Linked DNA regions of Homo sapiens: regions 1, 2 and 4 are each linked to region 3. Evidence: read pairs that join two places in POLR2A ChIA-PET (ENCODE). Cell type or tissue: Panc1. All regions are shown on one strand.

Evidence for each region. Peaks named below come from ENCODE experiments on the same cell type or tissue, not always from the same donor. Only the 100,000 strongest peaks of a DNase experiment are listed, where the experiment ranks them.
Region 1: POLR2A ChIA-PET joins it to region 3 with 6 read pairs; 4 of 35 experiments call an interaction of 5 or more read pairs at or near these places.
Region 2: POLR2A ChIA-PET joins it to region 3 with 5 read pairs; 3 of 35 experiments call an interaction of 5 or more read pairs at or near these places.
Region 4: POLR2A ChIA-PET joins it to region 3 with 5 read pairs; 3 of 35 experiments call an interaction of 5 or more read pairs at or near these places.

What each region holds. Positions count from the first base shown.
Region 1 is chr10:72,501,502-72,504,001 of GRCh38, forward strand. All of the region lies in intron 6 of MICU1 (mitochondrial calcium uptake 1), which reads right to left. Among named protein-coding and RNA genes, the nearest start is that of MICU1, 120 kb to the right of the region's middle. In Panc1, no CTCF peak of the experiment used is centred here; no DNase peak of the experiment used is centred here.
Region 2 is chr10:72,395,536-72,398,035 of GRCh38, forward strand. All of the region lies in intron 10 of MICU1 (mitochondrial calcium uptake 1), which reads right to left. Among named protein-coding and RNA genes, the nearest start is that of DNAJB12, 42 kb to the left of the region's middle. In Panc1, no CTCF peak of the experiment used is centred here; no DNase peak of the experiment used is centred here.
Region 3 is chr10:72,686,811-72,689,310 of GRCh38, forward strand. No RefSeq gene overlaps it. Among named protein-coding and RNA genes, the nearest start is that of MCU, 4.1 kb to the right of the region's middle. In Panc1, no CTCF peak of the experiment used is centred here; a DNase peak (open chromatin) is centred at 1,531.
Region 4 is chr10:72,513,652-72,516,151 of GRCh38, forward strand. The region is part of intron 5 of MICU1 (mitochondrial calcium uptake 1); the gene reads right to left. Among named protein-coding and RNA genes, the nearest start is that of MICU1, 110 kb to the right of the region's middle. In Panc1, no CTCF peak of the experiment used is centred here; no DNase peak of the experiment used is centred here.

The DNA of each region.
Region 1 (2,500 bases), 190 kb before region 3:
CTTAATATAGATATGTCTGTAGTGAATATCATTACAAATTTATAATCAGTCATGCAGCTTATATTCTAGATTGGAAAATGGACAATAACAGTATAAAAAATAAATTATATGAAATGTTAAATAGTGATATGTGCCAAGGAGAAAAAATAAAGAAAGAGGTTTAGGAGATGTGTGTTGTATGAGTGAAATGGAATAAAAGGTGTTTAAACGTGTAGGTTGGCCAAGGAAGGCCCATTACCCGAATCACATACAGAGAAGAGTAAGAAATTCATGCCACTGCTTATTGTAAGCACGAGATATTTCTGCCAGATTGATTGTTATTCTGGATACGTGTCCTAGAAACTCTTATTTAGAAAAACCAAACTTCCAAAAAGTTTAAATAAGAAGAATTAACTCTAATGGAAGAAATTATATTGCATAACATGCTTTCTTTAGAAAAACAGCTTTCTTAATTTTATTTTTAAGTCAAGAAAAAAACCCACATGATTTCCTATATGTAGTTGTTGACTTTTATTTTAGACCACATAGTAGTTCATAAGCTACTTTGAGGATTCAAGTTTCAATCCATTAGAGCACAGTGTTCATATTCTTCAAAATGATGGCGATTTCTTGAACACCTGTGAGTTCATTAACTTTGTTTTGCTGTTTTTTTTTTTGTTTTTTTTTTTTTTTTGAGTCAGTCTCGCTCTGTCTTCCAGGCTGGAGTGCAGTGGCGCAACCTCAGCTCACTGCAACCTCTGCTTCCCAGGTTTAAGCAATTTTCCTGCCTCAGCCTCCTGAGTAGCTGGGACTACAGGTATGTACCACCATGCCCGGCTAATTTTTGTATTTTTTAGTGGAGATGGGGTTTCGCCATGTTGGCCAGGCTGGTCTCGAACTCCTGACCTCAAGTTATCCACCCACCTCAGCCTCCCAAAGTGCCGAGATTACAGGTGTGAGCCACCGCGCCCAGCCTTATTCCGTTAACTTTGAATGAAAACAGCTCCTCAGAAATATGGCGGTCCCACAGCATCTGGCTGATGCCCTTTGCACTGTTCTAGCTGGTTTTCTGTGGCCCTGCTATCCATCAGAGTAACAGATGAATGCATATGCTAATGTACTTTCCCTATTCCCAAGCCACTCCCTGGCAAAGATTTTCCCTAGGGTATTGGGTGCCCTCTCGCAGATGACTTGGGAACCATTTAGTGTATTTAGACTGTAATGATCCCTTGTTACCCACAAGAAAGGAGAGTCACTGAGTGCCTCATTTCCTGTCATCCTAGCGGCAATCTGAACATGGGAAAGAACTGATCTCAATGTCATTTCTCATATTTCTCCCCATCTTGTTATAATAGATAAAGTAGACAATGCAGTGTGCAAAACTCAGATTGCAAGGATGCTTGAACTGCCCACTATCTATAGGAGAGTTTATGACCAGCCTTTCCGTAGTTCAGCCTTAGACAAAGAAGCAGCACTGAAGTTACAGCTTAACACTGCTGAATATGTGACCACAGCAGTAATGTCAAGTGACAGGAGCCCAGATGCTGGGGTTGGCCTGGGTTCGAATCCTAAACTGTCTCCTTACTCACTGTGGGTCTAGGGACAGGTTCTTTAACCCTCTGTATGCCTCAATTTCCTCATTTGTAAAATGAAAGTAACAATAGTATAAACTTATAGGGTTGATTTGAGGAAAATATGTCACTGGAGTCTCAGCGGGAGAGGAAGGGAGATCATAGAAAAAGTATTTGAAGAAACATATAAAGGCACAGGTCTAAAAAGCTCAATGAACCCAAAGACAAGAAACATGAAGAAAACTGCATCAAGGCACATCATAATTAAAAAGAACATGTGCCAAAAATAAACAAGTGGTTCTCAGACAGGGATGATTCTTCCCCACCCCCAGCACATAGACGACATTTAGCAATATCTGGAGACAGTTTTGCTTGTCATAGCTGGGGGAGGGTGTAGGCTGTGCTGCTGGCATCTAGCAAGCAGAGGTCAGGAATGTTGCTAAATATCCTAAAGTGAACTGGACAGCCCTCACAATAATGAATTATCCTGCCCAAAATATCAACAGTGCTAAGAGTGAGAAATCCTAAAGGCATGTTATAATCAAATGTTTAAAACCAGTAGTAATATCAGGCAAGAGAAAAAAATAAAAGGCATCCAAATAGGGAAATAAGAAGCCACATTATCTCTTCACTGACAATATGATTCTATACCTAGAAAACCCAAAATACTCTGCCAAAAGGCTCCTAGACCTGAAAAATGACTTTACTGAAGTTTCAGGATACAAAATCAATGTACAAAAATCAGTAGCATTTTTACACACCAATAACTTTCAAGCTGAGAGCCAAATCAAGAACTCAATTCCATTTACAATAGACACACACACACACACACACACACACACACACACATACACCCTAGGAATATACGTGACCAAGAAGGTGAAAGATCTCTACAAGGAGAACCACAAAACACTGCTGAAAGAAATCAGAAATGATACAACCAAATGGAA
Region 2 (2,500 bases), 290 kb before region 3:
AGCCATGACAGACTACCTGGAAAAATGGGACACTCCCACCCAAATACTGTGTTGTTCCCAAGGTCTTAGCAACCGGTAGGCAAGGTGATTCTCTCCTGTGCCTGGCTTGGAGGTTCCCATGCCCACGGAGCCTTGCTCACTGCTAGCGCAGCAGTCTGAGATTGATTTGCAAGCCAGCAGCCTGGCTGGGGGAGGGGCATCTGCCATTGCTGAGGCTTGATTAGGTAAACAAAGCAGCTGGGAAGCTCAAACTGGGTGGAGCCCACCACAGCTCAACAGGCCTACAGCCTCTAGACTCCACCTCTATGGGCAGGGCATAGCTGAACAAAAGCCAGCAGAAATTTCTGCTGACTTAAATGTCCCTGTCTGACAGCTCTGAAGAGAGCAGTTGTTCTCCCAAGATGGCATCTGAGCTCTGAGAACAGACAGACTGCCTCCTCAAGTGGGTCTCTGACCCCTGTGTAGCCTAACTGGGAGACAACTCCCAGTAGGGGCCGACAGACACCTCATACAGGCGGCTGCCTCTCTGGGAGGACGCTTCCAGAGGAAGGATCAAGCAGCAATATTTGCTGTTCTGCAGCCTCTGCTGGTGATACCCAGGCAAACAGGGTCTGGAGTGGACCTCCAGCCAACTCCAACAGACCTGCAGCTGAGGGACCTGACTGTTAGAAGGAAAACTAACAAACAGAAAGGAATAGCATCAACATCAACAAAAAGGACGTCCACACCAAAACCCCAGCTGTAGGTCACCAACATCAAAGACCAAAGGTAGATGAAACCACAAAGATGGGGAGAAACCAGAGCAGAAAAGCTGAAAATTCTAAAAAGCAGAGCGCCTCTTCTCCTCCAAAGGATCGCAGCTCCTCGCCAGCAACGGAACAAAGCTAGACGGAGAATGACTTTGATGAGTTGACAGAAGTAGGCTTCAGAAGGTCAGTAATAACAAACTTCTCTGAGCTAAAGGATGTCCAAACCCATCGCGAGGAAGCTAAAAACCTTGAAAAAAGATTAGACGAATGGCTAATTAGAATAAACAGTGTAGAGAAGACCTTAAATAACCTGATGGAGCTGAAAACCATGGCATGAGAACTTCATGACGCATGCACAAGCTTCAATAGCTGATTCGATCAAGTGGAAGAAAGGGTATCAGTGATTGAAGATCAAATTAATGAAATAAAGCGAGAAGACAAGGTTAGAGAAAACAGAGTTAAAAGAAATGAACAAAGCCTCCAAGAAATATGGGACTATGTGCAAAGACCAAATCTACATTTGATTGATGTACCTGAAAGTGATGGGGAGAATGGAACAAAGCTGGAAAACACTCTTCAGGATATTATCCAGGAGAACTTCCCCAACCTAGCAAGGCAGGCCAACATTCAAATTCAGGAAATACAGAGAACACCACAAAGATACTCCTTGAGAAGAGGGACCCCAAGACACAGTTGTCAGATTCACCAAGGTTGAAATGAAGGAAAAAGTGTTAAGAGCAGCAGAGAGAAAGGTCGAGTTACCCACAAAGGGAAGCCCATCAGACTAACAGCAGATGTCTCAGCAGAAACCCTACAAGCCAGAAGAGAGTGGGAGCCAATATTCAACATTCTTAAAGAAAATAATTTTCAACCCAGAATTTCATATCCAGCCAAACTAAGCTTCATAAGTGAAGGAGAAATAAAATCCTTTACAAACAAGCAAATGCTGAGAGATTTTGTCACCACCAAGCCTGCCTTATAAGAGCTCCTGAAGGAAGCACTAAACATGGAAAGAAACAACCGATACCAGCCACTGCAAAAACAGGCCAAATTGCAAAGACCATCGATGCTATGAAGAAACTGCATCAATTAATGGGCAAAATAACCAGCGAACATCATAATGACAGAATCAAATTCACACATAGCAATATTAACCTTAAATGTAAATGGGCTAAATGCCCCAATTAAAAGATACAGACTGGCAAATTGGATAAAGAATCAAGATGCATCAGTGTGCTGTATTTAGGAGACCCATCTCATGTGCAAAGACACACATGGGCTCAAAATAAAGGGATGGAGGAAGATCTACCAAGGAAATGGAAAACAAAAAAAAGCAGTGGTTGCAACCCTAGTCTCTGATAAAACAGACTTTAAACCAACAAAGATCAAAAGAGACAAAGAAGGCCATCACATAATGGTAAAGGGATCAATTCAACAAGAAGAGCTAACTATCCTAAATATATATGCACCCAATACAGGAGCACCCAGATTCATAAAGCAAGTCCTTAGAGACCTACAAAGAGACCTGGACTCCCACACAATAATAACGGGAGACTTTAACACCCCACTGTCAATACTAGACAGATCAATGAGACAGAATGTTAACAAGGATATCCAGGACCTGAACTCAGCTCTGCACCAAGTGGACCTAATAGACATCTACAGAACTCTCCACCCCAAATCAACAAAATATACATTCTTCTCAGCACCACATCACACTTATTCTAAAATTGACCACATAATTGGAAGTA
Region 3 (2,500 bases):
CCCAGGAGGCAGAGGTTGCAGTGAGCCGAGATCACACCACTGTACTCCAGCCTGGACCACAGAGTGAGACTCCATCTCAAAAAAAAAAAAAAGATATCTGGGCAGGGGATTGCTGAGAGAGGAGCCACTTTACCAGTTTGGGATTTTTTTGTAGTTCAACCCTATTAGAGAAAGTTGTGATCTTTTGGCCCTTTTAAATGCTCTGGAATGGATGGTGTTGGGTCCCATAAGAATGTGAGCCGAATTCTTATTCACTTAGGAGGTGTGGTTTATTTAAGTGTAAAATTAGTGTCCCACCCCTTAAATCACTTCTGATAGAGACAAAAGACTTCCTATATCAAGAAGTCTAGTAAGCAGAAGATTACGGGAGACCACACGTCAACGGAACACAAAAAGGACAGCTTTAAAGTATGCTGCCAGCCTCTCAGATTCCGAGAAACACGAACAAAGATAATCCTATTTGAACAAGCCCTGCCCTTCTCAACTCAATGTTTTCCTGGAGTTCTGCTCTAGACAGAAAAACTTGCAGATTGGATGTTCCTGACCTAAAACAATGTTAGATTATAAGGCCACTAAGTTATAAAATGAATGTGGAGTCTGTCATCCTTTGGAGACCAGGACATGAGCCTCCTTCCACACAAAACATTTTACAGGGAATATATAAATCTATCTCTGACTTAGTATTTTTATTTATTCACTTTTTTGAGACATAATCTTACTCTGTCATCCAGGCCCTATCAGTGGCCCTATCATAGCTTACTGAAGCCTCCAACTCCTGGGTTTAAGGGATCCTCTCACCTCAGCCTCCTCAGTAGCTGAGAGTACTGACACGCATCACCACACCTGGCTAATTTTTTTGTAGAGCTAGGGTCTTGCCATGTTGCCCAGGCTGGTATCTCTGATTTAGAGTAGGGTCGAAATCTATATTAGAGTAAGGGAAATGGGAGTGTTGGAGGAAGAAAAAAGAGAAAAATGAGGAAGGAAAAATTGTGTGTGTGTGTGTGTGTGTGTGTGTGTGTGTGAAGTGAAAATAAATATAGATATAGACAGAAAAATATATGTCCTGCAGTTTAAGAGTAGAACCCTTCTCAACTACACTGACTAGAAATATTTATGATCCAGAGGAGCTGACAGAAAAAAGACAGAAATCATCACAGAAACTAGGAAGTCATGGGAACAGGCGTGGTAGTGATGAAGAGATGACTGCAGGTGGATATATGAGGAGAAATGGGAATAAAAACATCTGGAAAAACAGTAAAGCATAGCCAGCAAACAGGTCTAGGCTGTGGTTCGTGATAAATATTGGAAGGCGAAACCCTTTCCTTTTGGCTTTCCTCTTCGTATACCTTTTCCTGTTAAATACTGTTGATTTCACTTGAATAATAATTCGTATTATCAGTAAACAATGAAATGCAGCCCCTAGATCTCTGGGCAGATTCCTTTTATGCTTTCCTGATCATGTCAATGAACCGTGTGCATCACCTACCCTAGCTATTCTGGAATGTTTAGGCAAATACTCCACTGAGTTGAGTCATACTTGAGAGCTGACGTCAGTGTACATTTTAGTAGAGAACCCAGTTAAGGTTTCATGCTCCAGGAAGCCTGTTCTGATTAGTTTTAGCTTAAAAAAAAAAAAAAGATAGTAGAGAACCTAGTTAAGGTTTCTTGCTCCAGGAAGCCTGTTCTGATTAGTTTTAGCTTAAAAAAAAAAAAAAAAAAAAAAGATCAACCTGTGCTTAAGAGTTGGCACAGAAAACAATTCTGCAGCCATGTTGGTTTTAGTGACCATGTTTTTAAAATTACAAAGTAATATGCAGGTGAGAACAATTTACTTTTCATATATATATAAATTGTAAGATGTGTATACATATACATCTTAAATTCAAGCAGATGAGAATACTTTAAACCATTCAGAAGAATAGCTACCCCTTAAAACTTCCCAGAGGTAACATGTTTTCTTCTGGAAATTACCATCTATCTAAGTTATACATATATATAAATTACTTTAAAAAGGGTCATCTATACTGTGTTATCTATATTATTTAAATGTATAGATAGCACCTGTAATCCAAGCATTTTGGGAGGCTGAGGTGGGAGAATCACTTGAGGTCAGGAGTTCAAGACCAGCCTGGCCAACGTGGTGAAACCCCCATCTCTACCAAAAATACAAAAATTAGCTGGGCGTGGTGGTGCAACACCTGTATTCCCAGCTACTCAGGAGGCTGAGGCGAGAGGATCGCCTCTGAACCCAGGAGACAAAGCTTGCAGTGAGCCAAAATCGTGCCACTGCCCTCCAGCCTGGGCGATAGAGTGAGACTTCGTCTCAAAAAAATATATATATACACATATATAAATAAAAATATATATATTATATAATAAAAAAGTATAGATAGAATAATTTTTTTTTAAGAGAGAGAGTCTCGCTCTCTCACCCAGGCTAGAGTGCAGTGCCATGATCATAGCTCACCATAACCTCAAATTTCCTGGGCCCAAGCAAGCC
Region 4 (2,500 bases), 170 kb before region 3:
TTCTACTAAGGGTTTTACAGCATTTGCTCTTTTTTTTTAGGTTATTGATCCATTTTGAGTTAAATTTTGTATATAATGTGAAGTAGGGGGTTCACCTTCATTCTTTTGTACGTGAATATCTAGTGGACCTTATACCATTTGTTGAAATGGTATGACCTTTTACCACTGTCTTACATGCTTGTTGAAATTCAATTAACCATAGATGTGTGGGTTTATTTCTGAACTCTCAATTTTCTTCCATTGTCTGTGTTTATGCCAGTACCACATCATTTACATTTTTGTAATTTAAAAAAATTGCAGTAAAATGCATATAACAAAATTTACCACTATAAACATTTTAAAGTATAAGTCTCTTCAGCTCTGTGCATTTTTTTTTTCATTCTTTTTCCTCTCTGCCTCAGACTAGATAATATCAATTGACCTATATCTTCAAGTTCACTAATTCTTTCTTCTGCCTGCTCAAGTTTGCTGGTTGAATCCCTCTAGTCAATTTTTCAACTCAGCTCTTGTACTTTTCAGTTCCAGAACTTCTATTTGGTATCTTTTAAACAATTTCTATGTATCTATTGAAATTTTCTGTTAGTTCATACATCATCCTTTTAGCTACTTAACTATACTTTAGGCAGTTGATCTAAAGTCTTTGAGTAGTACATATAATGTCCGTGCCTCCTCAAGGATACTCCCTATTTCTTTTTTTTTTCTTTCTGTGATTGGGCTGTAATTTATTGTTTCTATGTATGCATAATTTCTTGTTGAAACTGGACATTTTGTATATTATAATGTGGTAACTCTCGAAATCGCATTCTTCCCCTTCCTCAGGGTTTGTTGTTGCTACTTACTGTGGGTTGTAGTTGTTTGTTTAATGACTTTATTAAACTCTTCTTGTAAAGACCTGTGACCTTTGTCATAGGTCGTCACTCAAGTCTCTGTTCACCTTAGTGAGCAACTAGTGATTTGACAGGTTTCCTTAAATGCCTGGAGCGAAAGGGGTAAAAATACTCTCCGGATCTTTTCAGACTGGCTCTGTATTGGGCATTTCTTCAATGCTTACTTAGCAAGACCATTTACAACTCTCTCTTAGCCTTAAGATTCCGGCTTGCATGGGGCTTAAATGTCAGCCAGACATGAAAGCTCAGGATCTTCTAAGGTTTCTTCTGAACATTCATTCAACCCTAAGCCTTCTACACTCCCCTGTATATGGTGAAGCATTTCAAATCACTTGTTCTCCCATGTATCTCCTTACAAAGCCTCTTCCTTCCCAGGCTATTTGGTTTGTCTGCTTGTCCCAGCTGCTACAGTATTATTTACCTTTAAATCTTTCTGACAAATGCTGCCCCAGTCCCCTAAAAGCTCTGAAGCAGGTGAAACAAAGGCAAGCCTCAAAGCTGATTCCTTAGGGAGCCACCAGACAGGTTGATGCCCACATCCAGAGTCATCCAAGAACATGATCCACATTGCTCGTTCTGACACAAGCAAACTCTGTCAGGAACATGGGCCGCCATCCTTACAGCTGCCATTGCACTGGGGACTTGGGGTGGTCACCAGGTAAGTTAAAATACAATGTTCTGTGAACAAATTTTAGCAGCTTCTTTCTTTTAAAGCGTTCTCCTGGTTGTTTTAAGTCTTTCGTTAGATTCTAGAGATCTGAACAAGTTGACTGACAATTTTTGGCAGCTTAATTTTTGGTTTAATGGCGGGATGTGGTTTTGGAGTTCCCCGCTGTGTCATTTTTTCTCTCTTTGTACTTCTTAACCTTGACAGTTTTAAAAGGCACAGGTGAGTTATATTGTAGAATATCTCTCATTTTGAATTAGGCTGATGTTTCTTTGTGATTAGATTCATATCTAGCTATCACAAACTATGAATTCATGTTGATACCTATAATTCCTTTCTAGGAAACAATTTGGTCTTATCCCTCACACACTTGTTACTACCTTCTCCAAAAATGAGAAACCTGGTTCCCATTATCATCAATATATTTATTCAAGCTTAGAATACACAAAAAGTAGTTTCACAACTGCTAATCCCATCTCTGCAGAAAACAAACATATCTATGTCATCTAGAGTCCAACATTTGTTACTTTTTTAAGGAAAATCTACATATGTTGAAAAGCAAAAATCTAATGTATAATAGACGTCTTTATCAAGATATGGAACATTTCCATCACTTCCGAAAGTTCTTTTATGCCCCTCCATAATAAATTCCTACCATATTTTCACCATAGATGAGTTTTGCCTGTTCTAGAAATTGATATAAATGGTATCACTAGTATATACTTTGGTGTCCTGCTTCTTTGGCTCAGCATAATGTGGGGAAGATTCATCCACACTGTAATCATCAGTAGTTCACTTTTATTGCTTAGTAGTATTTTATTCTGATCATTACAAAATTAAAATATATAATAAATGTAAAAGTGTTCCTATTTCTCCACATCCTCTCCAGCATCTGTTGTTTCCTGACTTTTTAATGATTGCCATTCTAACTGGCACGAGATGGTAT